Linked DNA regions of Homo sapiens: region 1 is linked to region 2. Evidence: chromatin loops called from intact Hi-C (ENCODE). Cell type or tissue: B cell. All regions are shown on one strand. Each heading gives the region's core, and the rest is flanking DNA. Links, peaks and the distances in the headings are about the cores only.

Evidence for each region. Hi-C counts contacts between places; a loop is a spot of excess contacts. Peaks named below come from ENCODE experiments on the same cell type or tissue, not always from the same donor. Only the 100,000 strongest peaks of a DNase experiment are listed, where the experiment ranks them.
Region 1: it touches region 2 in a loop (2.2-fold over the local background); 1 of 110 quality-filtered maps calls a loop at or near these places.

The regions. Positions count from the first base shown.
Region 1 is chr2:111,201,405-111,217,275 of GRCh38, forward strand. It overlaps MIR4435-2HG (MIR4435-2 host gene), which reads right to left. Exons shown (of 5, transcript NR_136164.1): 4 at 7,084-7,257. Among named protein-coding and RNA genes, the nearest start is that of BCL2L11, 88 kb to the left of the region's middle. In B cell, for the core only: no CTCF peak of the experiment used is centred there; a DNase peak (open chromatin) is centred at 7,807; H3K27ac peaks cover 331 bases.
Region 2 is chr2:111,048,098-111,063,968 of GRCh38, forward strand. ACOXL (acyl-CoA oxidase like) reads left to right here. Exons shown (of 18, transcript NM_001142807.4): 16 at 1,121-1,191. It overlaps LOC124907866 (a long non-coding RNA gene), which reads right to left and starts at 2,080. Exons shown (of 2, transcript XR_007087182.1): 1 at 1,964-2,080. RefSeq lists enhancers at 1,755-2,049, 9,198-9,397 and a silencer at 1,755-2,049. In B cell, for the core only: no CTCF peak of the experiment used is centred there; DNase peaks (open chromatin) are centred at 9,804 and 10,274; H3K4me3 peaks cover 365 bases; H3K27ac peaks cover 997 bases.

The DNA.
Region 1 (15,871 bases), core at 6,140-10,139, 150 kb after region 2:
GATGGAGGAAGCCAGCCGCACTGTGAAAGGGGGTGGATGTTCTAGTACTTTCTACAGAGAAGCTGTTTTCACTTGCAGGCTGCCAAGTTGGGGCTGGGCTGCTCTGTCAAGTGGAGAGAGGCCCTCCTCCCAGCTGCTGGAGGGAAGACCAGCCAGAGCTTGGTTCTAAGCTGTCTCTGGACCTGCAGAAGTTCTCTAACCTCCTGTAGCCTCAGCCCCTCCAGAAGTGCTCCTTTCTGGCACCTGGGAGTAAAATGGAAAAAGCACAGCTCCCTGCTCTCCATCTTTATTTTGTTCTGCAGTTTAAAAATTGAGATATAAATTACATAGAATAAAATCTATATGTAAAAAGCAAGTTTTATTTATGTATGACCCCATGCAACCATCACCCACTCCAGGATCCAGAGCATTTCTGCCACCCTAGAGAAGGAGAGAGTCCCCTCCTGTCCCATCTAGTAAACCCCTCTCCTCAGGAGTAACCATGACTCTGATGTCTGTCATCACAGGTTAATTTTACCTGTTCTTAAACATAAAAATGGAATCATACAGTAAACATTCTTTTTGAGTAGTTTCTTTCATCCAGAATGTTTTTGAGATTCATCCAAGTTTGTGTGTCAGCAGTTTATTCTTTTTCATTGCTGAGTAGTTTTTCATTGTATGTATGTCTAGACAGTGACAGTCACAAGGATACATTCTGAGAAATGCGTCATTAGGTAATTTTGTGTTGTGTGAACATCATAGAGTGTACTTACACAATTCTACACTTTGCAGCCTACTGCATACCCAGGCTGTAAGGCCTATTGCTCCTAGGCTACAAACGTTTGCTGCATGTTATTGTACTGAATACTGTTGGCAATTGTAACACAATGGTAAATATTCATGTATCCAAACATACCTAAAAATTAAAAAAGGTATGGTAAAAATATGGTATAAAAGATAAAAATGGCACGCCTGTACAGGGCACTTACCATGAATGGAGCTTGCAGGACTGGAAGTTGCTCTGGTGAGTCAGTGAGTGAGTGGTGAGTGAATGTGAAAGCCTAGGATGTTATTGTACACCGCTGTGGACTTTATAAACAGTGTGCACTTGGGTGATAGGAATTTTTCCTTCCATTATAATTTCATGGGACCATGATTGTGCAGAGCATGACTGTATTACATTTGGATTGTGTCTAGATAAACATTTAATAGGTATTTGAGTTGTGTCTTGTTTTTAGCTATTACAAATAAAATTTATGAGCATTTTGATGGATATTTGCACTTAACTTCTCCTTGAGAAAAACCTAGGAGTAGAATTCCTGGGTGATCTGAGAGGTGAATGTTTAATTTTGCTAGAAAATCCCAAACATTTGTCCAATGTTACTGTATCATTTTGCATTTCTACCAGCAGTGAGAGCTCCAATTGCTTTGTCTACTTGCCAACATTTGGTATGGTCAGTCTCTTTAGACACTTAAGTGGGTGTGTTATGGTATCTTGTTGTGGTTTTAATTTGCATTTCCTTGATAAATAATGGTTTGAGAACATTTTCATGTGCTTATTGGCCATTTAGATATCCTCTTTTGTGAAGCACTTGGTCAGTCAAGGCTTTTGCTTACTAAAAATTTTTTTCTTGCCAGAATAAATTGGGATGTTTATAACTTTTCTACAGGCAGCAATATGGAAATTACTAGGAGTTATACTTTTATTACTTTCAGATTATTTGCATTAAGACCATAAGTTTTCAAATGAGTGGTACAAAAGATAAGAAACAAAATTGTGTTAAAATATCCTTGAGGCAATCAAGTATAAAAATGACACTAATTTATTTTATTGTGATGAGAAGAAATAAGATAGTTTAAGCATGATCTGAGGTAAGAATTGTAATTCTTTAACCAGGCAAGAATCAAAAGTTAATCCAAACAATTTTCAGATACAGAATACCATTTGTGCTTTTTTTTTTTTTTTTTTTGAGACAGAGTCTCTCTGTTGCCTGGGCTGGAGTGCATTGGTGTGATCTCAGCTCACCTCAGCCTCTGCCTCCCAGGTTCAAGTGATTCTCCTGCTTCAGCATCCTGAGTAGCTGGGATTACAGGTGCCTACCACCAAGTCCGGCTAATTTTTGTAGTTTTAGTAGAGACACAGTTTCTTCATGTTGGCCAGGCTGGTCTCAAACTTCTGACTTCAAGTGATCCACCCACCTCGGCCTCCCAAAATGCTGGGATTACAGGCATGAGCCACAGCACCCGGCCCCATTTGTGCATTTGTAAGGTCCATTATAGTAGTTACATTTCCAGAAAAACTAAAAGAAATTCTGAGATATAATGTGAAATGAAATTTGGCACGCAGCTCTTAATATCACTTTTACTTAGCATGCATTGGACACCTACAGTGCAGGTGAGGAACACTGTTAGGCGTCCAGCAGAGACAGGATGGATGGGCACCATCAGCAAGCATGCATCAGATCCCAAAGTACCCTCTCTATGGGGCTTCTTGAGTTTTCTCTGCAGCTGTTTTTTGTTTGTTTGTTTGTTTGTTTGTTTGTTTTCCTTATTTGCTGGTGTTCTGCTAGAACCAGGTTAAATTGAATTTTTGTTTTCACTATACTTTACTATTCTTTTTCTGAGCTGGCATCACTAGGCTATCCAGTTGTCTTGATTGCAGTACTCTAAATCAATTGGCCCTTCCCTCAATCTACCTAATTCACACAATCTTTCAGCCACGGGAGCACATCTCACAAAATGAGAAGCGTCTTTCCTAGTAGCTGTAATCTGCTTCAATTTGCTGCCTGGTAAAGCTATTGTGAGCTTGCTGAATCACTGCTATGTTGCTCATAGCTGTGTCCAAACTGTGAAAATTGCCCAGTCTCTGATCATGTCTCACCTCAGTGGGTACAGGTCAATAGCACAATTGGTGTGATGGTTCATTTTAAGCGTCACTTTGGCTGGGCTACAGTGTCTAGACATGTGGCCAAACATTATTCCAGATGTTTCTGTAGGTGTTTTTGGATGAGATTTTTACATTGAAATGGATGGGCTTTGAGTAAAGCAGATCACCCTCATAATGAGGATGGGCCTCATCCAATCAGTTGAAAGACTGAATAAAACAGAAGATTAAGCAAGAGGGGATTCTGCAGCCTATGGCCTTCAGACTTGAACTGCAACATTGACTCTTCCTGGGTCTCCAGGTTGCCAGCCCACCCTGCAGATTTTGGACTTGTCAGCCTCCATAATCATGTGAACCGATTCCTTAATATAAATTTCTTCATATACCTATATATACAGTCACACACTGCATAACAATGTTTTGGTCAATAAAGGATCACATATCTGATGGTGGTCTCATGAGATTATAATAGCATAATATATTATATATTCTATATATAAATTATATATTATAATTATAATATATAATATATTATTATAATATAATAAAATTCCTATCACCTAGTGATTTCATAGCCATCACAATATCACAGGACAGCATATTACTCAACAAGGCTGTGGTTGAGACAGCAAACAACGGTTCCTGAGAAACTGACTAATGAGTTGTAGGAACTGGAACCAGAATCCATAGCTGAAGAGAGGCAAGAGAAAAGAAACTGCAGGAGAAGAAAAGAAGAACCCCTGAGAAAATTCACAGTGAAGCATTTGGCAGAAGCTTTTGCAGACCTCAACTTTTTCTTTAAAAAGTTTGAAAGTGACCCCCGACACTGAAAGGTTTTTATTAATAGAGAGGAATGTTCGTGGTGCATTATCTGTTTACAAACAAATCTGTGATGAAAAAAAGAAACAACTAAGCAAGATGCTATGGACATATTTCTGAAAAGAGTGACACCTCCTCAAGAAGATCCTCAGTCAGGTCCTTCAGGCGGTGTTCCAGAAAAAGGCGTTGCTATCATAGGAGATGACAGCTCCGTGCATGTTATCATCCCTGAAGACCCTCCAGTGGGACGAGATGTGGAGGCGGAAGATACTGATACTGATGATCCTGACCCTGTGTAGGCCTATGCTAATGTGTGTTTATGTCTTAGTTTTCAACAAAAAGGTTTAAAATTTAAAAATAAAAAATTTCTAAATAGAAAAAAGCTTATAGAATAGGGATATAGAGAAAGACAATATTTTCGTAGAGCTTTACAGTGTGATTTTGTTTTAAGCTAAGTGTTATTACAAAAGAGTCAAAATGTTAAAAAGAAGTTTAAAGTTTATGAAGTAAAAAAGTTACAGTAAGCTAAGGCTAACTTATATATTTTAAAAAATATTTTTAGAAATTTAGTGTAGCCTAAGCGCACAGTGTAATGTCTTAGTTGCTCACGGACTCGCCCAGAGCAACTTCCAGTTCTACAAGCTCCATTGATTGGAAGTGCCCTATATAAGTGTGCAATTTTCACTTTTTATACTGTATTGTTACTGTACCTTTTCTATGTTAGATATGTCTACATAGACATATATACCTACCATTGTGTTATAATTGCCTACAGTATTCAGTATAGTAGCATGCTGTACAAAGCCTAGGAGTGACAAGCTATACCACATAGTCCAGGTGTGTGGTAGGCTATGCCATCTAGGTGTGTGCAAATACACCCTATGATGTTTGCACAACGATGAAATTGCCTAAGGACACATTTCACAGAATGTATCTTTGTTGTTATGCAACACATGGCTGTATATACACACATCTTTTGATTCTGGCTCTCTGGAGAACCCGCATATACTTGACAAAAATGTCAGGGTAAGCCTGGAGTCCTGCTGGTTGTTCTCCTGTCTGTCATGTTAAAAGAAAAATAAAACTATTAACTGGCTTTCATTTTTAAACATTCCCAGGCCCCAAATTCTATATCCCCCTGGAATCAGCATGGCTGCAGGAACATCTTCTCTCTGCCGGTCAAGGACACTCCTCAGCAGAGTGGCCCTTTCCGAAGCTGAAACAACTTCTGCCTCTACTTGCATGGCTTCCCAAAGGCTGGATCCTTGTGGGAATGCATTTCAAAAGGGAAGAATCAACTGATTTCGGGGCATGCAATCAAGACCCTAGGTATCAGTATGAAGGAGTTCTTCATATAATCTGGATATGAGCCTCAGTTAGGTATATGTATAGTAAAGAGTTTCTCCCAGTCTGTGGCTGCCCTTTTCCCTTTATTCATGATGTCTTTTAATACACATAAATTTTAATTTTGATAAAGCCCCAGTCACCTCTTTACAAATTTTATGCTTATTGCTTTTTTGTGTCTTAAAATATCTTTGCCTACCTGAACATCATGAAGACATTCTCCCATGTTCTCTTCTCAAGAACTTTACTATTAGTTTTCAGACTTAGGTTTATGATCCATCTCAAGTTAATATTAGTGTTTGGTGTGAGGTAGGTGGTCAAGATTTTTTTTCCATATGGATATCTGGTTGCTCCAGCAACATTTATTGAAAATAACTTTCTTTTTCCTATCTAACTGTTTGGCACCTTTGTCAAAAATCATTTGACTATAGGTGTAGTCATTTTTATCCAACAAGTTTTTGGGTGGGTGGCCGCAGACATTTGGTCTGGAGCTATACTACCTGGACAAGAATGTATCAGGGTCATGAACTTGTCCTCATAGTGCAAAGATTTCTGGTCACTTCCATTTCCCAGTCACCTTTGTGAATTACTACTTGGAAGTTTTATGATACCACCAAGCCTTGGTTTTGCTGTCAAATACCCAAGGTGCTTGACCCCTCCCTGCCACAGTTTCCTTATCGGTAAAATGGTATAATGGCAATAACTGATGCATGGGGCTGTTGCAAGATCAATGGGGTCACGAATGCAATGAGAACACTCGCTATTGCCTGTTTCCTCCTTACCACTGTGAGCTCCTTGAGAGCAGAGACCATGTTTTATGAATCTGCATTTCAGTGCTTGAAAGGATACCTGGCATATGGCAGGTGTTTCTTAAATGTATGGAGAATAAACTATATTCTTTTAGATGGTGTAGATAGAACCATTTGTATGGCAGTCTGTTGTTATTTTATTCCTACCCAATCCAGGGGACTTGTCTGTCTTTATCTTATTTGACACACTTGACTGCTCCTTCCTGAAGCCCTTTATTCTCTTTGCTTCTAGAATACCACACATTTTTTGCTCTCCTCCTGCTGTACTGAATGTTCTTTCTTAGTCTTCTTGGTCATGCCTGTTGCCTCTGCTCTAAGGACTTTTCTGCCCAGGGATCGTCTTCCACCCCTTTTCTTCTCTATGCCACACTGTCTCTCTTGGTGATCCCTTCTTCTCTCATGGCTTTAAGTTCTATTTGCTCACAACTCCTGAATGCCTGTATCCATCCTGAGCCCACAGTCATGTACGCCATGACCTACCCCACTTAGGCTTAACAGGCATTTCACTTCAAAGTAGTCCAAAACAAAGCAGGAGATTTTTCCCACATGTGATTTTATTTCACTCTGTCTTGAGTTCTCAAGTTTTTCAAGACAAAATCTTCCGAGTCAGTCATGGCTCTTCTCTTTATCCTCACTCCGCTTCTCTAGTTCTTTATCAGGTCCAGTTTGACTCTATCTCTAAAACCATTTCTGAATGTGTCAATTTCTTTCATTCTAACTGGCTCTACTACAAGTCCAAGTCACCATCCTCTCTTGACTGGGCTACTGCAGTGGACTCTGGCCTGGTCTCTAAGCTTTCTTTCTTGAGGGATCTGGTCATACCACTCCCTATGCAAAACCCTGTTGTAGAGCAAAGTCCAGGCTTGTTGCTTTATCCTAAAAAGCCCCATGGCAAGGGCCTCTGCCTGACTCCTTGACTTTGTGGACAAATGGGTTTATCTATGGGGAAATAAGAATGCAACATTCCTGACATCATGGAGGCCCAGCCTTCTATCTAGAGTTATATAACATCTTGGAAGGTTCCAAAGGCATTAAGTCAAGTCCAGGTTTGTCAGTTTCTCCAAAAGATGTCAATGAAAACTGCATACGTCTTGCAGCTGAATATCTAAAGTATCAATTGCCTGAAAAATACTGATGAGCAAAATCCACTGGTGGCTACAAAGGTGATTATAAAGCAGTAGTGACCTAGTCGTGGGGAGATAGCACACTGAGTTAAGGAAAGCTTGTGGGTGTTCTGGCCAGACTGACCTAGGTTCAAATCCTTGCTGTGCCCTGTCCAGGGAATGTTAGCTGCTGAAGCTCTCTGGGCTTTATCAGTAACAAGGGGTGATTTTGCCCTTTGAAGTTTGCTAGAAGATTTTCTGACAGAGTGTCCTTTTCAGCGAGTGACAGAAATGCAGTAGGTAGTCTCTTTCTCCTTTCCTAGAGATGAAAAGAAACAGGAGCTGATGAGAAGTTCTAGGCCTATTGTTCTAGAATACCCAGGCCTATTGGTGTACTGCCCCTTCTACCCTACCTCAGCATGGTGTGGTTCATTCTGGAAAAGGCTCTGCAGAGGCACGAGATTTTCTGGCAAGAAGCAGATTGCTGCTTTAGATGGCTGTGTCCTGGCAGGACCACCTTAATGACTTGTCTCAGCACATTTAGGGTGTCAAAAATAGCCCTTAAATCTGGGCCCCTTCATAGCTCAGAAGAACCTGGGCATAATGTAGAAATTATTCTCTAGTGAGAACAAGATCTACAGGGTGGAAAAATAGAAACCTTAAAAGTTAGGAAATAACAAGAACAGAAAAACAGTATACCTTGTAGATTATTTTTAAATGACCAAATTGAAGACCATGGGATTTTTTTTTTTAAACAAACAAGCTAGGAGACAGTGGTTAGTTTTGACATTGATGTAGTTGTAGGGAACTCTAGTTTGTGGTCAGCCCAAGGTACTTTCCATGCACATGAATCACCACATGCACTTAACTTGAGCAGAGCTCAATTTCAGATTCTTTAAACCAAAGTGAAAAGCCCCAAGTTAGGTTAACTGGCAGGCACATACTGTAGACAGCCCAGATCTGGGAATTTTAAAAAAAGTGTGTGGAAACAAACATATTTTGGTGGTTTTTGACATAATTATTGTCTCTTTCTCACAGTGATTTGCATAATGTTGCAGAGGTGTTGCCTGGCAAGCTCCAGTTAAAGTTGCAGATTTTGTGTGCACCTGTTTGCAGGCTAGATAGAGAACAGTCATATGCAAGTAAAATCTTGGTACCCTCCATTGCTCGATTTACTTTTTTGAGCAGGCTTATTGCTGTATAAATAACCTACAAAAATTCCACATATTTGAAGTGTAGATATGTTTTTGCATATGTATATATCCATGAAACCATCATAACAATCAATATAGTAAATATTTCTATCACTCCCAAAAGTTGCTTCATGTAATTTATAATTTCCCTCCCAAGCCTCTCTTCCTCACTACTAGTTTGTTTTATATCACCAAAGATTTTCATTTTCTATAGTTTTATTAAAATGGAATAAAGAGTATATGGTCTTTTTTGACTGGTTTGTTTTACTTAATATAATTATTTTTGAGATTTATGCATGTTGTGATTATCCATTACTATTATTTTCTTTTTTTTCTTTTTTACTGAGTAATAGTCCATTGTATGGATATATCACAATTTGTTTATCCATTCATCTGTTGATGAACTTTTGAGTTGTCTCCAGTTTGGGGCTATTTACCAATAAATGTACCATGAACATTGGTGTACAAATCTCTGTATGGATATCTGCTTTCTTTTCTGGTAGAACTGAGAGGCTGGGACATGTGGTAGGTGCATGTTTAACTTTTCACGAAACTTTAATCTGTTTTCCAAAGTGGTAGTTTGATTTTACATTACCAATAGCATTGTATGAGAATTTCATTTCCTCCATATCCTCACCCCATATGGTCAGTCTTCTTAATTTTAGCAATTCTAAAATACATGTAGTGGTATCACATGGTGGTTTTAATTTGAACTTCCCTAATGATGCTGACATCTTCTCATGTGCTTATTACCATCCATATATCTTCTTTGGGGAAATGTCTGTTGAAATCCTTTGCCTATTTTATTTTTAATGGGGCTATTTTCTTATTATTGAGTTTTAAGAATTCTTCATATATTCTGGATATAAGTGCATTATCAGATGTGTATTCTTGGCAAACATTTTCTCCCAATCTGTGGCTTATTTTTTCAATCTCTTCAGAGTATCTTTCAAAGAATGAAAATTTTAAATTTTGATAAAGTCTAATTTATCAATTTATTTTTTATGGACTGTGTGTTTGGTGTCATACCTAAAAACTCTGCCTAACCCAAGGTCATGAAGATTTTCTTTTATGTTTTCTTCTAAAGGTTTATAGTTTTAGATTTTACATTGAGATCTGCAATCCATTTGAATCACTTCTTTTTATATAATGCACGTTTGCATCCAAGTTCATTGTTTTTGTCTGTTTCTGCATACAGGAATCTAACTCTTCCAGTACTGTTTGTTGAAAAGGCTATCCTTTCTTCATTGAATTGCTTTTGCAATATTGTCCAAAATCAGTTGTCCATATTTTTGAGTGTGTCTATTTCTGGACTTTCTATTTGGTTCATTGATCTTTTCCTCTATCTTGCTGCTAGTACTAGAATATTTTGATCACTTGTAGCTTTATAATAAATCTTGAAAGCAGATAGTTTTAGAACTTCATCTTTTCTCTTTTTTAAAGTTATATTGGCTCTTTTGGTTTTGTTCGCACTTCCATATGAATTTCAAATCTGCTTTTCAATTTCTACAAAAAGCCTGCTAGAAATTTGATTAGCACTGCATTGGGAAGAGTTCTCATTTTAGCAATACTGAGACTTCTGACCTTTAAACAAAGTATATCTCTCCGATTATTTAGGTCTTCTTTAATTTATTTCAGCAATGTTTTGTAGTTTTTAGTGTACAGGTCTTACACTTATTTTGTCAGATTTACCCATAAGTATTTCTTTCTTTTTTTTTGAGACAGAGTCTCAGTTTGTTCCCCAGGCTGGAGTACAGTGGTTCAATCTCAGCTCCCTGCAACCTCTGCATCCCAGGTTCAAGTGATTGTTGTGTCTCAGCCTCCCAAGTAGCTGGGATTATAGGTACAGGCCACCATGCCCAGCTAATTTTTTGTATTTTTAGTAGAGACAAGGTTTTGCCCTGTTGCTCAGGATGGTCTTGAACTCCTGGCCTCAAAGGTATCCACCCGCCTCAGCCTTCCAAAGCAATGGGAGTACAGGCAAGAGCCATAACGCCTGGCCAGTATTTCATATTTTTGATGCCATTCTAAGCAATTGAATTTTAACATCTGACAGTTCACTACTAGTACATAGAAATACAGTGATATTTTACATTTTTTCTGTGTTCTGACATGTTGCTGATGTGGTTTGGCTCTGTGTCCCCACCCAAATCTCATCTTGTAGCTCCCATAATTCCCATGTGGTATGGGAGGGGCCTTGTGGGAGACAATTGAATCATGGGGGTGGGTCTTTCCCATGCTGTTCTCCTGACAGTGAATGGGTGTCATGAGATCTGGTGGTTTTAAAAACAGGAGTTTCCCTGCACAAGCTCTCTCTTTGCCTGTTGCCATCCACATAAGATGTGACTTGCCCCTCCTTGCCTGCCGCCATGATTGTGAGGCCTCCCCAGACATGTGGAACTATAGGTCCAATAAACCTTTCTTTTGTAAATTGTCCAGTCTCAGGTATGTCTTTATCAGCAGCATGAAAACGAACTAACACAGTTGCTAAACTTACTTTTAAATTCTAGTATGTAAAGTGTACATTCCTGAGGATTTTATATATACATAATTGTGCCAACTATGAATCTTTCCAGTCTATGCCATTTATTTATTTTTCTTTATCTGTTTTGCTGGCTAATATTTCCAGCACTGTTAAATAGAGTGGTGAGAGCAGACACTTTTCCCTGATTCTTGAATTTAGAGTAAGAAAACTCCATCTTTTATCATGAAATATGATATTAGCTGTAGGTTTTTCATAGCTACCCTTCAATTGTTCAATTGGTTGAGAAAATGCTTTTCTATTCCTAGTTTTCTAATAGTTTTTAATCAGGAATGGGTGTTGGGTTTTTTTCAGATTTTTTTTCTACATCTATTTAGATGATCATATTGCTTTTATTTTGTAGTTAATAGTGATTTACATTGATTGGGTTTTGAACATCAAAACCCAATCAATGTATTCCCGGGATAAACCCTTCTTGTTCACCATGTTTTATCCTTTTTACATATTGTTGGATTAGATTTGCTAAATTTCTTTAGAAATGTTGCATTTATGTTCATGAGAGTTAGTTATTCATCTATAGTTTTCTTTGTTTCACTTTAAAATCAGAGCAATAATAGGCTCATAAAATAATTTGGAATTATTCTCATCTCTTCAATTTTCAGAAAACGTTTGTAAGGATTGTTATTTTTCCTTCTCTTAATGTTTGGTAGAGTTCACTAGTGAAGCCATGTCAACCGGGAATTTTCTTCATGCATACATTTTAAACTAAACATTCAATTTATTCCGTAAATAGAGGATTGTCTGGGTTCTTTCTTTCTTTTTGAGTGGGCTCTGGTAGATTGTGCCTTGCCAGGAATTTATCCATTTTATCTAAGTTTTAAAATTTATAGGCATAAAAGTTTACAATACTTCCTTATTATCCTTTTAATATCTGTAGAATCTGAGTGATCCCACCTTTATAAATCCTAATATTGATGAATTTGTGTCTTAAGTAATTTTTTAAATCAATACACCTAGAGGTTTTTAAATTTTATTGATCTATTCAAAGAACTAGCTTTTGGTTTTATTGATTTTTTCTATTTTTTTCTGTCTGCTATTTTATTGATTTTTCATTCTGATCTTTATTATTTCCCTTTTAATGCTTACTTTGGCTTAATTTGCTCTTCTTTTCTAATTTTTAAAGTGGAAGATGAGGTCATTGGCTTGAGATGTTTTCTTTTTTCTAAAGTAGAAATCCAGTGCTGTATATTTCCTTCTACATATTGCTGAAGTGGCATTCCACTATTGTTGATATATTGTGTTCTCATTTGATTATTTTTCAAGATATTTTCTAATTTTCCTTTTGATTTCTTATTTTACCCCTGGTTATTGACAAACACATTACTTTGTTTCCAAACCTTTGGGAATTTTCCAGATAGATTTCTGCTAAAGAATTCTATTTTAATTACAGATTGCTCCGAAAACATACTTTGTTTGACTTGAATCCTTTTAAATGTATTATGCATTGTTTATGGCTCAGAATATAGAATATATCTTGAAAAATGTTTCACGTGCCCTTGTAAACAATGTGTATTCTGCTATTTCTGCATGACGTGTTCTATAAATGCCAAGTAGGTATATTTTATTAGTAGTGTTGTTCAAGTCATCTATATCCTTGGTGATCTTTTTCTTTACTCATTCTATCAATTATTGAGAGAGAGGTATTAAAATATCTAATTTATATCTGTATTTGTTAATTTCTCCTTATAGTTTTATTGATTTCTGTTTTATGTACTTTGGAGCTCTGTTATTAGGTGCATAAACATTTAGGATTATTATGGTCTCTTGACAAGTTGATCCCTTTAACATTTTTAAATGTTCTTCTTTATGCTTGATAATATTCTTTGCTTGAAATCCACTTTTATATTAATATAGCCACTCTAGATTCTTTGTTAGTCTTTACATTGTATCTTTTTCCCATCCTTTTTCTTTAACATAGTTATGTCTTTACATTTAAAGTGCCTTTTTGTGTTGGTAAAAAGCACATAGTTGGATTAGCATTTTAAAAAATCTAATTTGACAAATTGCCTTTTACTGGTGTTGTTTAGGCCATTTACATTTAATGTAATTATTCATATAGTTAGGTTTAATTCCTGTCATCTCACTGTTTTTCTCAATTTATCCCATATGTTTTTGCTCTTTTTTCTGTTTTTCCCTGACTTTTTTCAAATTGATTATTTTTATGATCCAACTTTATCTCTTTTGTTGTCTTATTTGCTGTAACTCTTTGTTATTGTGTTATTTTCATATTTCTTAGGATTAACAGAACACATCTTTAACTTATTATAGCCTACCTTCAAATGATATTATACCAGTTCGCGTATAGCATAAGAAACTTACAACAGGATACTTCCATTTCTCCCCTTCTGACCTTTATATTATTGTTGTCATTCATTTTACTTACATACATGTTAACATCACGCTACATTGTTATTACTTTTGTTTAAATAATTGATTACATTTTATGGTCATATCCACTTTTCTTTCTTTCTTCCTGAGGTCCTGAAGTCTTTTGTTATTATTTCCTTTCTGTTCTGAGCACTTGCTTTAGTCATTCCTTAAGGGCAAGTCTTCTGGTGACATATTCTTTTAGTATCCTGTCATCTGAAAATGACTTTACTTCCCCTTCATTTCTAAGGAATAGTTTGACTTCTGGTTTGCAATCCAGTACGTAAGGAGCTTGGAAGTTGTCACTACATCCTAACAACAAATAAAAGGCTGAACAAACTGATTAATTAACAACTCTTAGATCCATCAGAGAAGTGAGGTTTACTGCCCCTTAAATTGGAAAGACTGACAAGAAAATACTTAGAATCACAAATTACTGCAGCAGAAACCCTTGAGCAGAAACCTTTGTGGGAACCAGTATGGGGTAGAAAAACCTGAACTGTAATTGATGAATTGCTGGGCATTCACAGTAAATAAGTATGAGAGTTAAACAGTCCAGGGGGACCCATTCAAAGGAGGGCCTCCCACTTTTGTGAGTTCTGGTTTCAGGAGTTCAACTAGGTTCTCACAGTGAATATCAGAAAAAAAAAAAAAAGATCTTGTTCTTCTGGTGAGGAGAGGGAGGAGGAACTATTTGAAGTAAGTCAGATCATTCTCTTCTAGTCAAAAAGGCCTGGCCTCAGGAGAAACTATTTTATCAGAGCCTAAACTATTGGGATTTTATCAGAGCCTAACCAACCTGGAAGAAAGGAAATAGCATGCTCCAGCATGCCTTAGCCTTCTACATAGGGGAAGAGAAATACTCAACTTCAGTTCATTCTAGCCATCTTGTCCTGCCTAAGGGGAGTGTTGGGGGGGTCGAGAAGCTCTGTTTGAAGTTCACAGTTTAGAGACACAGGCTCACTAAAAGACTGAGATATAAAACTATAGAACACTTTTCTCCTTCTTGCACTGTTACAGGATCTTTGGGGTATTGATTTTCTGGCCAGAAACCTCTGTGGCTGGTGGCATCTTTGCCTTAGTTCCTGTCTTGCCTCTAGAAGAATGAGGTATGCAAACAAGTGAAGGGTGAACAAGACAAAGAAAGCTTTACTAAGTGTTAGAACAGCTCAGAGGAAACCCTTAGTGCATAGCTCCTCTCTGTAGGCAGATCATCTTCTCTGTAAGCAGATCTTCCCATTGAGTGCTCAGCTCTCAAGCAGAGAGGAGGCCCTGGAGAGGGTAGCTCCTCTCTGCTATTGGTCATCATCCTGACATCTGCTGCTCTCACCAGAAAGGAGGCCCTCGAGAAAGTTACTTCTCTCTGCAGCTGGTAGTCCCTATGTCTCTGCAGGTCTCTGAAGCTCTCAGAAGAGAGAGTAGTTCCTCACTGCAGCAGGCCATCTGTCCTCCGTCATCTGTCCTCTGCCCTGCTCTGGCTGAGCCTGGGGCTTTTTTGGACCTTAGAGGGAAGAAGTCCCTGTTGATCAGTTCATGGAGGGCCATGGGCAGTCCAGAAAAGGCACCACAAGTCCCCACTCCATTCTGCTGGTCTGGCAGCCTGGCTCCCAGCCTTCAGGCCCTCCTTGGCCTGAAGGTGGGGTCTTACTGGCAACCCACCCACTTCCACCCAGGAGCCTGCCTGCCTTCTTGCACTGTTACAGGATCTTTGGGGTATTGATTTTCTGGCCAGAAACCTCTGTGGCTGGTGGCATCTTTGCCTTAGTTCCTGTCTTGCCTCTAGAAGAATGAGGTATGCAAACAAGTGAAGGGTGAACAAGACAAAGAAAGCTTTACTAAGTGTTAGAACAGCTCAGAGGAAACCCTTAGTGCATAGCTCCTCTCTGTAGGCAGATCATCTTCTCTGTAAGCAGATCTTCCCATTGAGTGCTCAGCTCTCAAGCAGAGAGGAGGCCCTGGAGAGGGTAGCTCCTCTCTGCTATTGGTCATCATCCTGACATCTGCTGCTCTCACCAGAAAGGAGGCCCTCGAGAAAGTTACTTCTCTCTGCAGCTGGTAGTCCCTATGTCTCTGCAGGTCTCTGAAGCTCTCAGAAGAGAGAGTAGTTCCTCACTGCAGCAGGCCATCTGTCCTCTGTCATCTGTCCTCTGCCCTGCTCTGGCTGAGCCTGGGGCTTTTTTGGACCTTAGAGGGAAGAAGTCCCTGTTGATCAGTTCATGGAGGGCCATGGGCAGTCCAGAAAAGGCACCACAAGTCCCCACTCCATTCTGCTGGTCTGGCAGCCTGGCTCCCAGCCTTCAGGCCCTCCTTGGCCTGAAGGTGGGGTCTTACTGGCAACCCACCCACTTCCACCCAGGAGCCTGCCTGCCTTCTGCTGTCCCTGTCCCCCTGGCTGCTGGCACCAAGAGGCACCTGCAGGCCAGCACTGAGCAATCCTCAGAGCTCCCCTCTGCTTCCCCTCCTACTCTCATTGGTACCCAAATTCTGGAGGGGGCTGGGGCAGCAGGGCACTGGCTTGCCAGCACTGATCCAAGTGTGTGCAGACCATGCCAAACTGTGATAGCACCCGGCCTTGGCTCCAACCCTGCTCTGATATGGGAGCCTGTGCCCGGAGCAGTGAGAAGCCAGGCAACTGGAGAAGACACCCCTGGGCTTATGGGTACCGGGGTCGGGGGGCCTTCCCTGGCCCCTAAGGGTGTAGGTTGCAGAGACACCTAGGTCTTGTACCTGGGAAGGTGGCTGCAGCTGCACCCAGGGAGCTCCCACCCTGCCAACTCAGAAGGGGTGGGGTTCCTGCTTGTCCTTGGCTCCTGCCGGCTTGGTGGAGCAGA
Region 2 (15,871 bases), core at 7,627-11,626:
TGAGGTCAAATCATTGGAATCAGACTGTCCCTCAGCCTTGAGGCTGAGTTTAGCTCTGCCCACCTTTGTGGGATCTGCGGGAGTTGGGATGGGACCAGAGGGCAATCAATGTCTTTATTGGCTGGATGGGTGGGCTTGGGATGTTCAGTTGGAGGACTGAGTTTTGCTCTACTCAAAGACAAGAGGCAGAACTCTTCCCAGCAGAGAGCAATGAAAGGTCATAGAGGGTAAAGAGTGAACGCAGCTTTGAGTATAGCAATCAAAGGCTAAACTAGTTGGGTTAACTTAGTAAAAGCCTTAATGCGTGTCAAATAAGTGGTTTTAAATCTGAGGGTGGCAGAGAATTGTGGGAGCATTTTCAAGCATGAAACAATGTAGTCAACACAGCCTACAGGAGGGCAGTCTGTGACTTACACCAAAATAAAAATTGGTCACCACATAAGTGAGCCTTTGATGAGAACCTGGCCATAAATATGAGAAGGGGAATGTAATTTTGTAAATTTTCTAGATTAATATTCCTAGAGCTTTCATGGCCAATTTCAATGGATTACTAAAACTTTTTTTTTTTCTCGTAAATCTTCTTGGGTTTCTCTTCCCTATTCTCCTTGAGAAGGTTGGTTGGAGAAAGACGACTTTATATATTTGGGGGAGTTTGTGGGGTTTGAGTCAACACTTGGGGCCATACACCAAGAGAAGAGTTAAAGCCATGGAAATCATGATGGAAGATTGAGATTTTTTAAATTAGCACTGTCAAATTTACAAAGGCAGGTGGAGTCTTCTCAATGAAGGTCCCAGGAAATGGAGATAGAGTGTCATCTCTGGGGACAAGATGACCCAAAAGGAAGCTGAACCCAGGACCTCCTGGCAGTTTAGGGAGGAGCTTTGCTGATGGGAATGGCCTTGTACTCTACTGTAATGACTCTGTCTGATGGGGTGGAGAAGTCACTGTACGGGGGCCCCTGACCCATGCAGGGGACAGTTGGGGAGCTCTGCCATGTCACCAAGGAAGGACGGACAGCATGCTGTTTACGTCTGTTATAACCACAGTGTCCTCCTTCACATCAGAAGGGCTCTGAGGCGGAAGTGAAGTCATTCACAATTTCCATTTCTTCCCTTCCAGTTACCTTAGAGCAGTTCTCCCTAGCAGTGAAGAGCTGTCCTGACCAAGAGGACCAGACTTTGTTAATGAAGGTAGGTTATCAGATAAAGAACTTATTTCCTAAAGGCTCAGAGCGTTTTTATTGCCCTGAGGAGAGTTTCATTTTTACAAGCGGGAGTAAATTTATCATGTCTGAATCGTGTGCTCCAGGGGGATAAGCTTGTCATAGGCGAATTGGAGGGTTGCTGGTTAACGAGCACCACTGCTGCCTGCGGAGTGCGGGAAAGTGACAGGAGAGTGGGTGTCCACATGAGTGGGGAATCTGTTTAACTCTCCAGAGGGCTCAGTTGGTTCTATTTAAACTTATCTGATGGAGTCTTGATGCTTTTTTAGCAGATTTATGAGGCTTGGCCAAATTCCACATCTCCCACTATATTTTTAATTAAGACAAAGGATTCCATACGTTCCCAGTCTGCTGCTTCCTACTTTTGGCACCTTAAGGAATGCTACACAAATTAGACTGTTCATATTCACCACCAGAATGAGCATCTTATGTCATAGATTCCTTGCCCTTGAGTGGAAGACAAGCTTCTTCCCCCCAACCCCCCGCCCCAAGGAACAGTTGTTTTATTTCCTTCCAAGTGACAGGAGCAGAGGCATTTCCAAATGGTATAACCTGCACTTAGGCTGCCTACCTAGGTGAGCCAAAAGTGTGGAAAACCCTGGCAAGCTGCCCACCTGGATTTAATTAAAACTTTGTCTTTGAAGCAGAGAGCAGTAAACAGCAGCAGATCACAAAGGTGCACACACATACTTTCCCACCACTAAGACTCATGCTTTCACACAGAAACCTTGCAGACTGACCTTGAGGTACAAATATTTCCATGATGTCACTTCAGTGCTGTACCACCAGGAAACCGCGTGCACCAGGAATTGCATTTCTTTATCTAAAAACCAGCTTCTTTACCAGGTGTCCTCTGACTTTAGAAATGGGTGGAAAAAAAATAGGGTGTCACTCTGAGGGATTTTCAACTCATTTGCCTAAGATGTGATATTTTTGGTCTTTAAAAAAAAAAAAGCTTTCAGTGATGTTAGTTTTATAATAAAGAAGCGCTGCTCATACCAAGTGTTGGGTTTGTCTGGGAACCCTGATTTTTCAGAGTCCTGGGCGTCTGATACACTGACTTAGAATGATATAGATTCAGGCACATGGGCGTTTCTTGTTTGCCACGCTTAATTCTCTGTTTCCTGCTTTAAGTTCTATTCTGCAAGGACCTTTCCTTCCAGGTGCAGGCTGGCTTTCCATGACCTTGAAGCAGCTCTTGGGCCCTGGATGCTCACCTCTTTTCTCTGCTCACCGGCCTTTGGTCTTTCTTCCCTCTATCCTGTGTTTTCTCCTACCATTTGCTTCTTGCTTCTCTCTTGTTCTTCTCCTACTGTCCATCTCTCCCCATTTGCAGGAGGTGAAGCTCCTGGGCTCCCCTGGAGGTTACATGGGCATCTCAGAGGCATTTTGGGGTACAGAGGGCAGCGACAGAGCCCAGCCCCAGAGACCACACCTCCAGGCCTGCTTCTAGTGGTCCTCATGGCCTCCCCGACTTGGGATGCCGCAGCCCCCTCTGAGTTTCTTCACATCTAGAGTGAGAGGTGAAAAGAGATGTAACCAAAGGCCCCTCCTCCTCTCACCATTTCACCTTCTTGCTGACTTTCATGGTGCTCTGGCTGGCTTCTCTAGCACATTCGGTTAGAAACTAACAGATTGGGGTTGGGAGAGGAAGGCTAAGATGGCCTGAGGTTTCCTGGAATTTGCGTGACCTCCAGTGGCGTTCAGTATTTTGTGTCTTACCTGTTGGTTTCTGCAGACTGTGTGGCCTCAGCAACAGAGGATGATTTATGTGGGCGTTTTCTCAATATTTGCAAATATTTGAACAGGCATCATCAAAGAAAGAAGTTTCACTGAACAAAAACGTGTGCCGAGTTCATATATACTGAAACTATTTTATGATTTTTTTTAGGAGATTGAGGTTTTCTAATGTCACATATCAGAAGGCACCATGTGGGTGTGACAATGGTATGCTGGGTTTTTGTAGATGTTATGTGAGAAAACCTATTCAGGGTGACAGTAGATTATTTTGACTACAGTCAGCCTGCAGGTGATTGTATGTTTGCTCTAGTGAGCTATCCACTTTGCAGACTGTCTGAAATAAATTCCCACATTTAACTTAACCTCATGAAAACTTGTTGGAGGCAAAAAACGTAGATCTGGGCCAAATATGATATATATTTTTTTGAGACAGAGTCTTCTTCTGTCACCCAGGCTGGAGTGCAGTGGCGTGATCTTAGCTCACTGCAACTTCCACCTCCTGGGTTCAAGGAATTCTCCTGTCTCAGCCTCCCCACTAGTTGGGAGTACAGGTGTCTGCCACCATGCCTGGCTAATTTTTTGTATTTTTAGTAGAGATGGGGTTTCACCATATTGGTCAGGCTGGTCTTGAACTCCTGACCTCAGGTGATCCACCCGCCTCGGCCTCCCAAAGTGCTGGGATTACAGACATACGCCACTGCGCCCAGCTGATATTTTTTAAAATTATATTTTGCATGCATTCCTGCATTGTCAAACATTCCAATGTTGCATTCTACATTGTCAAGGGTAATTGAGATCTGAGCACAAATATTTAAAGGGGTACCATTAAAAATGCAGCTTGTATGGCAGGCATGGTCCATGATTGTCCCAGGCAGCCTAATTTTGACTCAAGTCAAAAGCCCCTCCCTCAATCACATAGCTCCACCTTGCCTAACCTGAGAAGATGCTCTATAGACAGACTGCCAAGAAGATGCAAGAGATGAACTTGGTTCATCAGATGGCTGAACCAAGGTCAGATTCCCCTGCAAAGACAAAAACATTGAGATTTTGAAGATGGCATAAGCCAGAACATTCATCTGACAACCAGGAAAAGCAGGAGGGACAGGAAAACAAGTGACTAGCCACCATTGCATAGCTAGTCAGCCGGCAATAGAACTAGGACCAGAAAGCTGGGCTTCTTCCTGCGGGGCCCACTCAGATGAGCAAATTCATAGAAAATTCCACCACTCCACCCCTTCAGCACCATGAGAGCACACACGGGAGGTGTGACTGCAGTGGAACCATGAGGGGTACTGTGGTGGCAGGCTTCTGGAGTCACTCTCAAGGCTTGTTAATCACATCCTTGTTGCTGGGGGTCCTGTAAGACAGGAGAAAGCCAGCTTCTCTGTGACTCAGTTTCCCATCTACCAAGCAGAGGTGGAAGCTGTTACTGGCTTAAGTAACAGACCCTGCAGACCCGAGAAGGGGGCTAGGGAAACGGTACCCAAGGGTAAGATAGCTGTTATCAGGAGTTGCCTCTCAGATTTCACTACAATTTGAACCATAGAACAATATTTAGATTCCATAAATTACTCATTTGACCCTGTTCGCGTTTGATCTCCATACCTACCTGTTTCTTCACTGATTCTTAGTCCTATTTGCCAATTAATCTCTTTGGTCCCTCTCGGTCACTACCTTGGAGAGCCCATTTGCCCTTGGCTCCACCTGCACTCGCCTGTGACTCCAGGTGTCACCTGAGCTCACGTCCAAGCAAGCTCAGCAAGTCTAAACCCCACCAGTTTCTGTCCTCCCACCCCCCCAATCTAGGAACTGTGGGGTAGTCTGTGGCACTTCCCTGTCCCGGAGCTGCCATGGAAGTTTCCATGTGTCTGTTCATCCTCTGCAGCCTCTTTCAGGGTCCTCCATCTCCCTCTGTCCCAGCAAAGAGTACCTGGACCTGACCCCTTAAGGACAAGTTTCTATCCCCACTCTGCCAGCAACTGGAGTGTAACCTTGAGCAGGTCACTTTTATCTCTTTTAGCCTAACGTCCTCTTCCAGTAAAAGAGGAGGTAAATTAGACCACCCCAAAGACCCTTCCAGCATCACACTCTGCAAAGTCATAAGTGAAAATTATCGACAAGGCTGCAATTCTAAATATGCTTGAGAATGAACCAACCTGGCCTTCTACCACTCGTCTCTCTCCTCCAGGCGCTGCCAAGTGAACTTGCTTGGAGCCCCACGTCCTACATGTCACTCTGTGGATGCATTTCTAGCCTAACTCCTTCTCATCTTTGGAATAGGGTAATCACAAAACTTATCATCCAAACATGGATTTTGTGTGTGTGTGTGAGTGAAAGGGGCACCATTAAAAATAGAACTTGGATGGCAGGCATAGTCCATGACTGTCCCAGGCAAACCAGGGCATTGGGTCAGCCTAGATTTGAATCAAGGCCAAAGCCTCTCCCTCAATCACATGGTTTGACTTTGCCTAGCAGGCCTCTTTCTCAGTGCTTGGTCCAGACCCTCCCTGTCCCCACTCCCACTAGGATTGTCCCCTCTTAAAAATCAGAGCCTCTGTTTAGGGTGGAAGTTGGCAGGAAGACAGATCTCCTGGTGACAGTCTGCACTCGCACCATCATTTACTGAATGTAAATGATCACACCTCCTCATTTTGTTCTTGCACACCTGGGAGTTTCTTACATATCTGGCAGCAGCTGCCTCCAATTTGGGTGGGAGATAGCCCCAGCCAGGGGCCTCCATGGGACTAAAACTTCCTGAAGCCATCGCCTGCAGAGCCTCCCTGCCTCCCTCGGATAAGCTGGAAAATATTTAAATAGAATGGTCAGAGGAAAGTGGCCCTTGCTGGTAAATGCTTCTGACCAGGTCAGGAGACAAGAGCTAGTATTGAAGGAGCTTTGGCTGATGGGTTATACCTGGAACAAGACAGTAGAACAAGGGTTGGCTCAGAGCAAGCCTTCCCTGCTCTAGTGATGTTGAGTGAGTGCCTGGAACATTCCCCATGCTACAGTCCCAGCTATGGCCTGGCTCGGTCACCTTGCCAAAGGTACCTGGCTAGAAGCACCATGGGAGGCTCAAGGCAGGCCTGTCTATAGGTGGATCTGATATCTACCACATTTATGGCAGCACACAGTAGAAAAACCAAGCTGCCTGTAGGAAAATAAAGCTTGGCTTATTTATAGCACTGCCTTGAATCTCTGCTCCTAAGTTGCAACCTTTGGCAGGGCTGTCACGCACCAGCAGCAACCATGCTCCCTCTTGTTCTAGGTGGAGGGCTGGCTGAGGTGGGCAGGCTGCTGGTGGTGCAACAGATGATACCTTGATCTAAGCAGACATGTAGAACAGTATTCATAGCTGCTGTCTACCCAGTGGGACATGCAGGGGCCCATCAGGGTCGGTGGGTACAGCTGCCAAGAGCTGCAGCCCAGGTTGAGCAAGCCTGCAGAGACAGCTCCCCAGGAAGGCTCCACTGATGGGAGGTGTGGGGGCTGAATGCTGCTGGAAGCTTCCTTAGGATTTCTTACCAGCCAAGTATGAATGCTGCCCCCAAATGCACAGAGACGCCTGGGAGCGTGTGGAAGGAGGGACGCCAGGCCTCCCTCCACGTCCCCTGCCACCATGGTCTGGCCAGATGCAACCCTTTCTCTGTCTAATTACATTTTAAGAAGTCAGACACATTTGAATCCTCCTGGCAACCAAAAATCTCCAAGAGATCGACATGACTCAACCCTTCAGTCCTCCATGCTTACTGAATACAACTTCTTCCCAGGCGAAGGCATTTTCCCCTAGCCTGATGGAATCCTGTCCAGAATGAGGGTTTTCACAAGAAAAACAATGCCTTTCCCTCAGCTTGGGAATGACTGTGCATGGAGGAGAAAGGGAATTTTCCACATGACTGCTCCACTGCTTCACCTCCCCACAGAAGGTTTAGAAGCACCTCAGCAAGCTGGTTGTCTAATGTTTCTTAAATTGTCATTGTCATAAAGATTCTTTCTGCTTCACTTCTTCCAAAGTTCTCCTCCTCACCCACCCCCAACCTTGGTCCAAGGCATAGTAATTGAGCCATTCAGTATCCAGCATGGGGACTGGTCCTGCAGGACCAGGCAGGTGCCTTTGTCTGCCTTTGTGCTCAGAGAAGGCCTTCACGCCTTTGGTTCTCGTAAGGTGCTCGCCACGGCAACCCAAGTGTCTAAGCAGGGCATTTGCAGGGGACTGTCCCCACCTCACAGGCGGCTAGCAGCAGCAGTTTGAGCCTGTCAAGTGGGTGAGGTGGGGTTTTTCCCTCTTTCCTGCATTCTAACTGCTTTTTCTTCCTTTTCTCAACCTGTGTAGGTGGTAGCTAGTTTAAGCACCAAACCTAGCAGCCAATAATTAACTACACACACCTTCCATCATGCACAGTGCAAACCATGATGTCCTTCCTTCTGCAGGTGGCTCTTGCCATGCCCAAGGACCTCATCTTGGCCCCATGCCATTGAGAGAGTCCTAAGCTCCGACCAGCAAGGGCTTCCCTCTGCCTCTCAAGTGGAGGCACTCAGGGGCTGCCCGTTGTGGCCACACACCCTGTGAATGCATCACATGTACCCACATCACCATTCAGTCATCTGGGGCTGGGAATGGGATTGGGCCTCCACATGGAAAAAAGGGGATTCTTTTCTGGGGTATGACTGCATTTCCAAACCCAGTCCAGGATCAGTAGTGTCAGTCCTTGTTCTGAATTCCCATAACACAGCTGATAAAGAGTGGCAGAGTTCCCATAACACAGGTAATAAAGAGTGGCAGATAAAGAGTTGTGGGTGGGCTGTGGTTTGGAATCCAGCCCTGGCCCCTTCTAGCTTTCCCTCCACCTTCTCTTATCCTCGTAAGCTAGAGCCACACAGAAAGAAGTAAGAGTGTGGCTGGCAGTGTTCCTAAAATAAGTTGTTCAACAAATGTTTACTGAGTCCCTATTGTGTGTCAGGTAGTGTTTTTCTAGTACCTGGCTCACTTGAAGAGTATATTCTAATGTTTTTATATTTAATAAGGGAAAAGATTTGGAGGCTAAGGCAGGAGCATTGTTTGAGCTCAGGAGTTCGAGGTGGCAGTGAGCTATGTTTATGCCACTGCCCTCCAGCCTGTGTGACACAGCAAGACCCCAACTTTAAAAAAAAAAAAAAGTTGGGAGAAGAACTACTGGTGACATAGAAATCAGGTTTCAGACCTACACTTCTAGCAACAAATGGTTTTCTCTCATTCCTATGCCATTGAAGCCCGGGATACTTCACTCTCTTCACTCCTAGAGGTCCCCTGCAAGTGCCAAGCCTATGTCAAGTATTCTGCAAAGCTCAGCTCAAACCAACCCCCCAAATTATTGGTAACAATTATCCCTCCTAATGAGCTTCAGTTTTGGAAAGGGATCTTTGAGGCATAGGGCTAACTTTTTAACTCAAAAAAATATATATATATTTAGGCCAGGCATGGTGGCTCACGCCTGTAATCCCAGCACTTTGGGAGGCTGAGGTGGGTGGATCATGAGGTCAGGAGATAGAGACCATCCTGGCTAACACGGTGAAACCCCATCTCTACTAAAAATACAAAAAATTAGCCGGGTGTGGTGGCACATGCCTGTAGTCCCAGCTACTCAGGAGGCTGAGGCAGGAGAATCGCTTTAACCCAGGAGGCGGAGGTTGCAGTGAGCCGAGATCGCACCACTGCACTTCAGCCTGGGTGACAGAGCAAGACTCTGTCTCCAAAAAAAAAAAAAAAAAAAATTTCATGGTAGTATGCCAGGCTCCATAGTAAGTCAGCAAAAGGGTCATTTTGGTGGCTTTCTGGACGCAGCTGGCATGGTCCCTCTTCGGAAACATTTTTGAGTGCCTACTATGTGTCCAGCACTGTGCTAGGCACTGAGGGCACAAATATCCATAAAATGTGGCCCTCACCCTCAGGTAGCTCCTTGACAAATAGGTGAGACAGACACTTCAGCACCTTGGAGTGGGCTAAGTGCCGAGAGCAAAGGAATTTGGGAAGCTAGTGGAGCACTCAGTTGGGCACTCAACTCAACCTGGGTTTAGGGAAGACTCCCCTGAGGAGGTGATATTTGAGCTAAGTCCCCATGTCTCTGCAGGAATTTAAATTTAACCAACTGTGTGGGTTCCACTGTGCATGCTGGTGGTGTCGATGTGACACGTTGTGTTCTGACTTTTCCATTTATAGAGTGTTTCAGGTGCACTGATGCATGCCTTGAGAGCTGACTGCCAAAATAGGGGCCCCAGACAGCTGCCTTCCCAGGGGAGGGGTATCCAGAAACTTCCATTCTTGCTGTGCACATTTCCCCAGCTGACCTATAGCTGTCTTGAAATTATAGCATTCAATATTCCTTCCTTGGCTCGGAAGACTTTACGGGCCTTCCAGTAGTTAATGTCAAAGTTAGGTGTCTCTGGGAGGGAATGCAGCAGAAGCCATCAACAGCTAATAGTTGCTCTAGAATTATTCTGAAAGCATGGTGTCCAGGCCAGGGGCCAGGAGTAGAGAGGGAGAGGGGTGGTAGGGGATTAGGAGGGGGAAGGCAGAGGGGTTCCCTCTCTTGCCACAAACAGATCTGCTCTGCTGTCTGTGCATTTACACTTCGCCTAGCTCCTCCACAAAGTTCTGCTATAAGGAGAAATGGGCCAATGTCTTTCCAATCCAAATGCCATCAGAAGCAAGCTCTACATGTGCCCGACTGCCTAAGAGGAGCATATGAGCGCACAGATGGCAGCAGTATATGAGGACATTACACCTGCTCTGCTCCTTGATACTTCATTGTCAAGCATCTAAATAAGTATCTAAATGGAGAACCAGCTAGGAAGTACAAATCCTGGTGTTCAGAAAAGCAGCGAGCCGCCCAGGCGTGGAGGGTGCAACGCTTTGGGGATGCCTACCCATGCGAGTCTAGCACGGCTTGCGGGTGGGGTGTTCCTTCTTGAATGATCTGTTCTCCATTTCCTCTGTGCACAGCTCTGGGGGCAGATTTCATTTCAGACTGCTTTAGAAGACAGGACAGCAGGAGAGGAAATCACTAGAGACAAAAGAAAATTAGAAGGATTTGGTAGAAGTCATATATAGGAAACTGAGAGCAAAATTTGGCTCTCGGAGACTAAAGTTAGTGGGAGGAGAGAACAGGGCCTGGCCAAGACTTATCATTTCACCATTTAAATAGAGATCAAGATGCTAAAGTTCCCAGGAGACATCTCTTTTGTGACTTGCCAAGAGCACGGAGAAATTCCATCAGGGAGCTTCTGAGATATGGATCCAGACTAGCAGACATTAACAGAATTACCAGGTGTCTAGGGGGATCCCAGACTTTTCAGCACACAGTGAGGGGGATGTAAACACTAAAGTTATATGGGAAGTCACGCTGGATGGATTGACGAAGGCAGCAAAGCCTAGCAGTCACACTGAAGCAGCTCCCTGCCGTCAACCAACCACATTTGCACCCTGATTAAAAACTGGAAACGTTAAGAGACTTGAAGATTTCTGCTCTCTGCACCTGCTTAACTCTTCCTCTTGCCCTTACTAAATTTTAGCTGCTTTCTTTTTGGCTAATTTCACAATGTTCAAAAGTCTATTGGAAAAAAAGAAACCCACAAAGCACCATAGATAAAAACTTTGAGATGGGGAAAAAGAAAAATACTGGTTTGATCTGCTCCCTTCCTCTCCCAGAACCCAGGAAAATGCCCAGTACACAAGAAGCAAGGAAGGGAAGGATAAAAAAAGGAGGGAGGGAATTAGTTCTGGATGAAATGTCAGAAAAATGGCCACCATGAAGGCCCCAGTCAACCAATCACTTCCTCTTCTTGGGTCTCCTGATGGAATGTTTTCATCTTTGGGAAAATCTTTCCACCTTTATCTCTTCTAGAACTGTAAAAATGACAGGATGAGCCAGGGCAGTGTCTCATGCCTATAATCCCAGCACTTTGGGAGGCTGAGGAAGAAGGATCACTTGAGGCCAGGAGTTCAAGACCAGCCTGGGCAACATAGATCTCTACAAAAAATTCTAAAAAGTAAATTAGCCAGGCAAGGTGGTACATGCCTGTAGTTCCAGTTATTCAGGAGGTTGAGGCTGGGGAATCACCTGAACCTAGAAATTTGAGGTTACATTAAGGTATGATTGAACCACTGTACTCTAGCCTGGGCAATACAGCAAGACTCTGTCTCTATAAAATAATAATAATAGTAAAAAACTGGAATTGGGATGGGAACAAGGCAACTTGGTGTGTTCCTGAAAACCTTGCCTGATGGAAAGGGCAGCTAATAACAGCCTATTGATAATTGATTAATGTGTTACATTTTGAAAGTACACAAAACATAACATTCAATATCAGGATTAAGATTTATTACATAAGTGAGACAAACCTTCTATTAAAAGTGGAAGGCTCTCAGATTGGATGAAAAATAACACCCAACCATACAATATATATTTCAAAAATGCACATTTTTCCCAGGAAGATGCTGGAGACATACTCATCCCTATTCCTTCTGCTAAGTCCAACTAAAAACACTGGACATTACGTTTAAAACAAACATAAAAGATTCTGAAAGGTAAGAACTAGAAAGTAGACCAAGCTAGGAACCTCAAGACCCAAAGAATGACACAGCAGGAACTCCCTGAATTTTGTTTGTGCCTCATACATTCCAGAGTTAGAGCTGAAGAAGCTGGCAACCTGGAAAAAGCTAACGCACACAAAGGAAAAAAAAAAAAGAGAGAAGAAGGGGTAGAAGAAGGAGGAGGAGGAGAAGGAAGAGGAAGAGAGAAAGGAAGAAGAGGAGAAGAAGAGGAGGTAAATGAGGAGGAGGATAAGGAGGAGAGGAGGAGAAAAAAATGAGGAGAAGAAAGAGTAGGAGAAAGAGAAGAAGGAGGAGGAAGAGGGGAAGGGGTAGGGGAAACAGAAGACTCCTCCTGCCAGGCAGCACAGAAAAATATGTGGTCCCACCTTCACCCATGCCAGGAAAGGCCCAGTGGGGAGTGCAGACTCCACACTCACGAGACTACAATGAGGCAATGCAACCTCACCACTATGGTTGTCAGAGGAGGCCTAGTAGGGAGCTGGGGTTTTCATCTCCACTTGGCAGTAATGAGGCCTCCCTTCCCCTCCTGCCTCACTACAGTGACACTGGAGACCATCTGGGGAGCCTGGACTTCTTCCTCTACCCAGCAATAATAGGTCAGTCTGCCCCCTCCCCACTGCGGTGGTGTCAGAGAAGGCCAAATGGGGAGAGTCAAGACTTTAACCACTGGCTCCAATAGTAATGAGGCCACCCCCTGGTAGCGTCAGTGGAGACCATCTGGGGAGCAGAAATTAGGGACCTCTACCCTTCCCAACCAGAGTGGGATCAGCAGGGGCCTAGTGGGAGCCAGCACCCCACCCCAGCAGCAACGAGGAGCATCTCCCAACCTTGGTGGTCACAGAGGTTGCAGTGTATCACCCTCCCCTGATGGTGCAGCATCACAGGATGTTACCTAAGACAAGGTTTAAATAAGATCCAGAATTTCATCATAGAATACCAAAATGCATAGTTTTCAATCAAAAAATCACTCACAATACCAAGAACCAGAAAATATCAAACTGAATGAAAAAAGCCATCGGTAGACACTAATATCAAGATGACAGTGATGCTAAAATTATCTGGAAAAGGTTTTAAAGCAGTTATTATAAAAATGCTTCAATGAGTAATAGTGAACATACTTGAAACAAGTGAAACAATAAAAAATCACCAATAAAATCATCTCAGCAAAGAAACAGTAAATATAAACAACCAAATGGAAATGTTAGAACTGAAAAATATAACAACTGAAATAAGAATCTCAGTAGATGGGCTCAACAGCAGAATGGAGAGAACAGAGGAAAGAATAAGTGAACTGGAAGATACAATAGAAATGACTGACTCTGTACAACAGAAAGAAGATGGAATGAAAAACAAAGAGAGCAGAGCCTCAGGGACCTGTGGGACTATAACAAAAACTAAATTTATATCATTTGGGGTTCCAGGAAAAGATAAAAAAAGAAGATGGAGCTAAAAAAGTACTCAAAGAAATAATAATTGAAAAATCCCCCAATTTGACAAAACCCATAAACCTACGGATTCAAGAAGTGAATGACCAATAGGATACATCAAAGAAATTCACACCAAGACACATCCTAATTAAAGTTCTGAAAACTGAAGACAAAGAAAGTCTTAAAAGCAATGAGAGAAACAACATTTTATCTCTAAAGAGAAAACCAATTCAAATGACAGCATATTTCTCATCAGAAACCACAGGGGTCAGAAGAAGTGATACAACATTTTTAAAGTGTTAGAAAAAAAGGAACTGTCAACCAGAAACCTATGTCCAGTGCAAATATCATTTAGGAATTAGGAGGAAGTCAAGCTATCCTCAGATTAGCTTGATTACCCAAATAAGTACACTAACAAAGTGGAAAGAAGTTCTCTAAACAGAAGGGACATGATGAAAGAAGGAATCAAGAATCATCAGGAAAGAAGAAAGAATTCGGTAAACAAAGATGGTAAATTCAATTAGCTCTCCTTCTCCTTTTGAATTTTCTCAATTATGTTTGATAATTGAAGTGAAAATTATAACACTGATGTGATTCTAAATAGATGTAGAGAAAACATTTTAGACTATTATAAACAAGGGAGGGCAATAGGATGTAAAGGATGGTAAACTTTCCACACTTCAAACTGTTGATGCACGTAGACCATGAAAAGTTATATATACAAAATGTAATACCTGGAGTAACTACTAAAAAACTACTCAGAGAGATGCACCCCAAAGCACCATGTATAAATCAAAATAAAACTCTAAAAAATGCCCAAGTCATGCATGGTAAGCCAAGGAAGAAAAAAAAGAAATGAGAAAACAAGGAGAACAAACAGAAAACAAGAAATAAAAAGACAGTCTGAAACTTAATATATTAATAATTATATTAATTTTGAATAATGTAAAGGCAAAAATTTAAAGACAGATGGTCAGAGTGGATTAAAAAACATGAACCAATTATATGCTGTGTATAGGGTGATATAGATAGGTTGAAAGCAAAAGGGTCAAAAATAACACATCATGCAAATATTAATTAAAAGATAGCAAGAGCGGCTATATTAATATCAGATAAAGTGACATCAGAACAAAGAAAATAATTGAGACATAGAAAGACAGTCTATATTAACAAAAGTGTCAATCCACCAAGAAGATAGGGCACTGCTAAAGGTATGCACCAAACATGACAGCTACAAAATATGTGATGTGAAAACTGATAGAACTAAAAGGAGAAACAGACAAGTCTACAATTACAGTTACAGACTTCAACACTCCTCTCTCAACAATTGAGAGAACAACTAGACAGAAAATCAAAACACATAAAAAATCTTAACACCCTTAGCATATAGGATCTATGGACATTTTTGGAACACTCTACCCAACAACAGCAGAATGCATTATTTTCAAGTGCCCAAGAACATAAACCAAGATGGACTGTAACATGGAACATAAAGCAAACCTCAAAAAATTTAAAAACCTCAAAAGAAATAAAAATACGTTGAACAGAATGAAAATGAAAATACAACACGTCAAATTGGTGGAACATAGCCAAAACAGTGCTGAGAGGGAAACTTACAGCTTATTTTAAGAAACAGAAAAGTTTCAAACCAGTGACCTAAGCTCCCACCTCAAGAATCTAGAAAATATAAAGAGAAAAATAAATGCAAAGAATGCAGAAGTAAGTAAATAATAAAGATAGGAGCAAGAATCAATGAAATTGAAAACAGAAAAATAATAGGGAACAACAACGAAACAAAGAGCTAGATCTTTTAAAAGATCAATAAAAGTGACAACCCTCTGGCAAGACTAACAAGAAGACACAAGCTACTAGAGTGAGACAGATTATATTAGTATATACTCTGTGCACATCAAAATGGTAGTAAGATAATACTAAGGAAAATTCTATGCCCATAAATTTGACAATTTAGATGAAATAGACTATTATTCGAAAACACACAATACCACAGCTTTCTCAACATGAGATAATTTGGATAACCTTATAACTATTGAGTAAATTAAATTCACAATTTTAAAAATTCAGAAAAAGAAAATTCCAGGCCCAGATACTTTCAGTGGTTAATTTAGAGAAGAATATCCATCAGTTCTTCACAATATTTTCCATAATGTAGAAGAAGAGAGAACTTTTACCAATTCATTTTTTGAAGTTAGTATTCTCCTGATACCAAAATCAGACAAAGACAGAACCAAAAAGAACTACAGACCAATATACCTTATAAACATAGACATAAAAAATCCCTAACAAAATATTAATGGGTAGAATTTAGCAATATATGAGAAGAATTATACACTGACCAAGTGTGGTTTGCTCTGAAGACGCAAGGCTGGTTCAATTTTTACAAATAAACCAATCTAATTCTTCATATTAACAGGAAAAAGAGAAAAAAAAATCACATTATCATTCCAATTGATGCAGAAAAAAGCATTTGACAAAATTCAACAATTACTCATGATAACAACTCCTAGACAAATAGGAAGAAAGTGGAACTTCCCCAACTTGGAAAAGAGTATCTACAAAATTCCTATAGCTAACATTATACTTAGTGGTGAAAAATTGAATGCTGTCCCCCTAACACTAAAAACAAGGCAAAGTTTGGTCTTACTATTTCTATTCAATGTAGTACTAGGAGTTCTAGCCAGTGCAATAAGGCAAGATACAGAAATAAAAGACATATCCTTTTAGATAATAAAGGGAGACAAAAGTAGCCCTGTTTGCAGATGACATAATTGTTTATGTAGAAAATTCCAAGGAATCTACAAGAATGAAGCAAGGAAAGAAGGAAGGAGAAAGAAATGAACGAAAGAGAGAGAGAAAGGACGGAAGGAAAGCAGGCA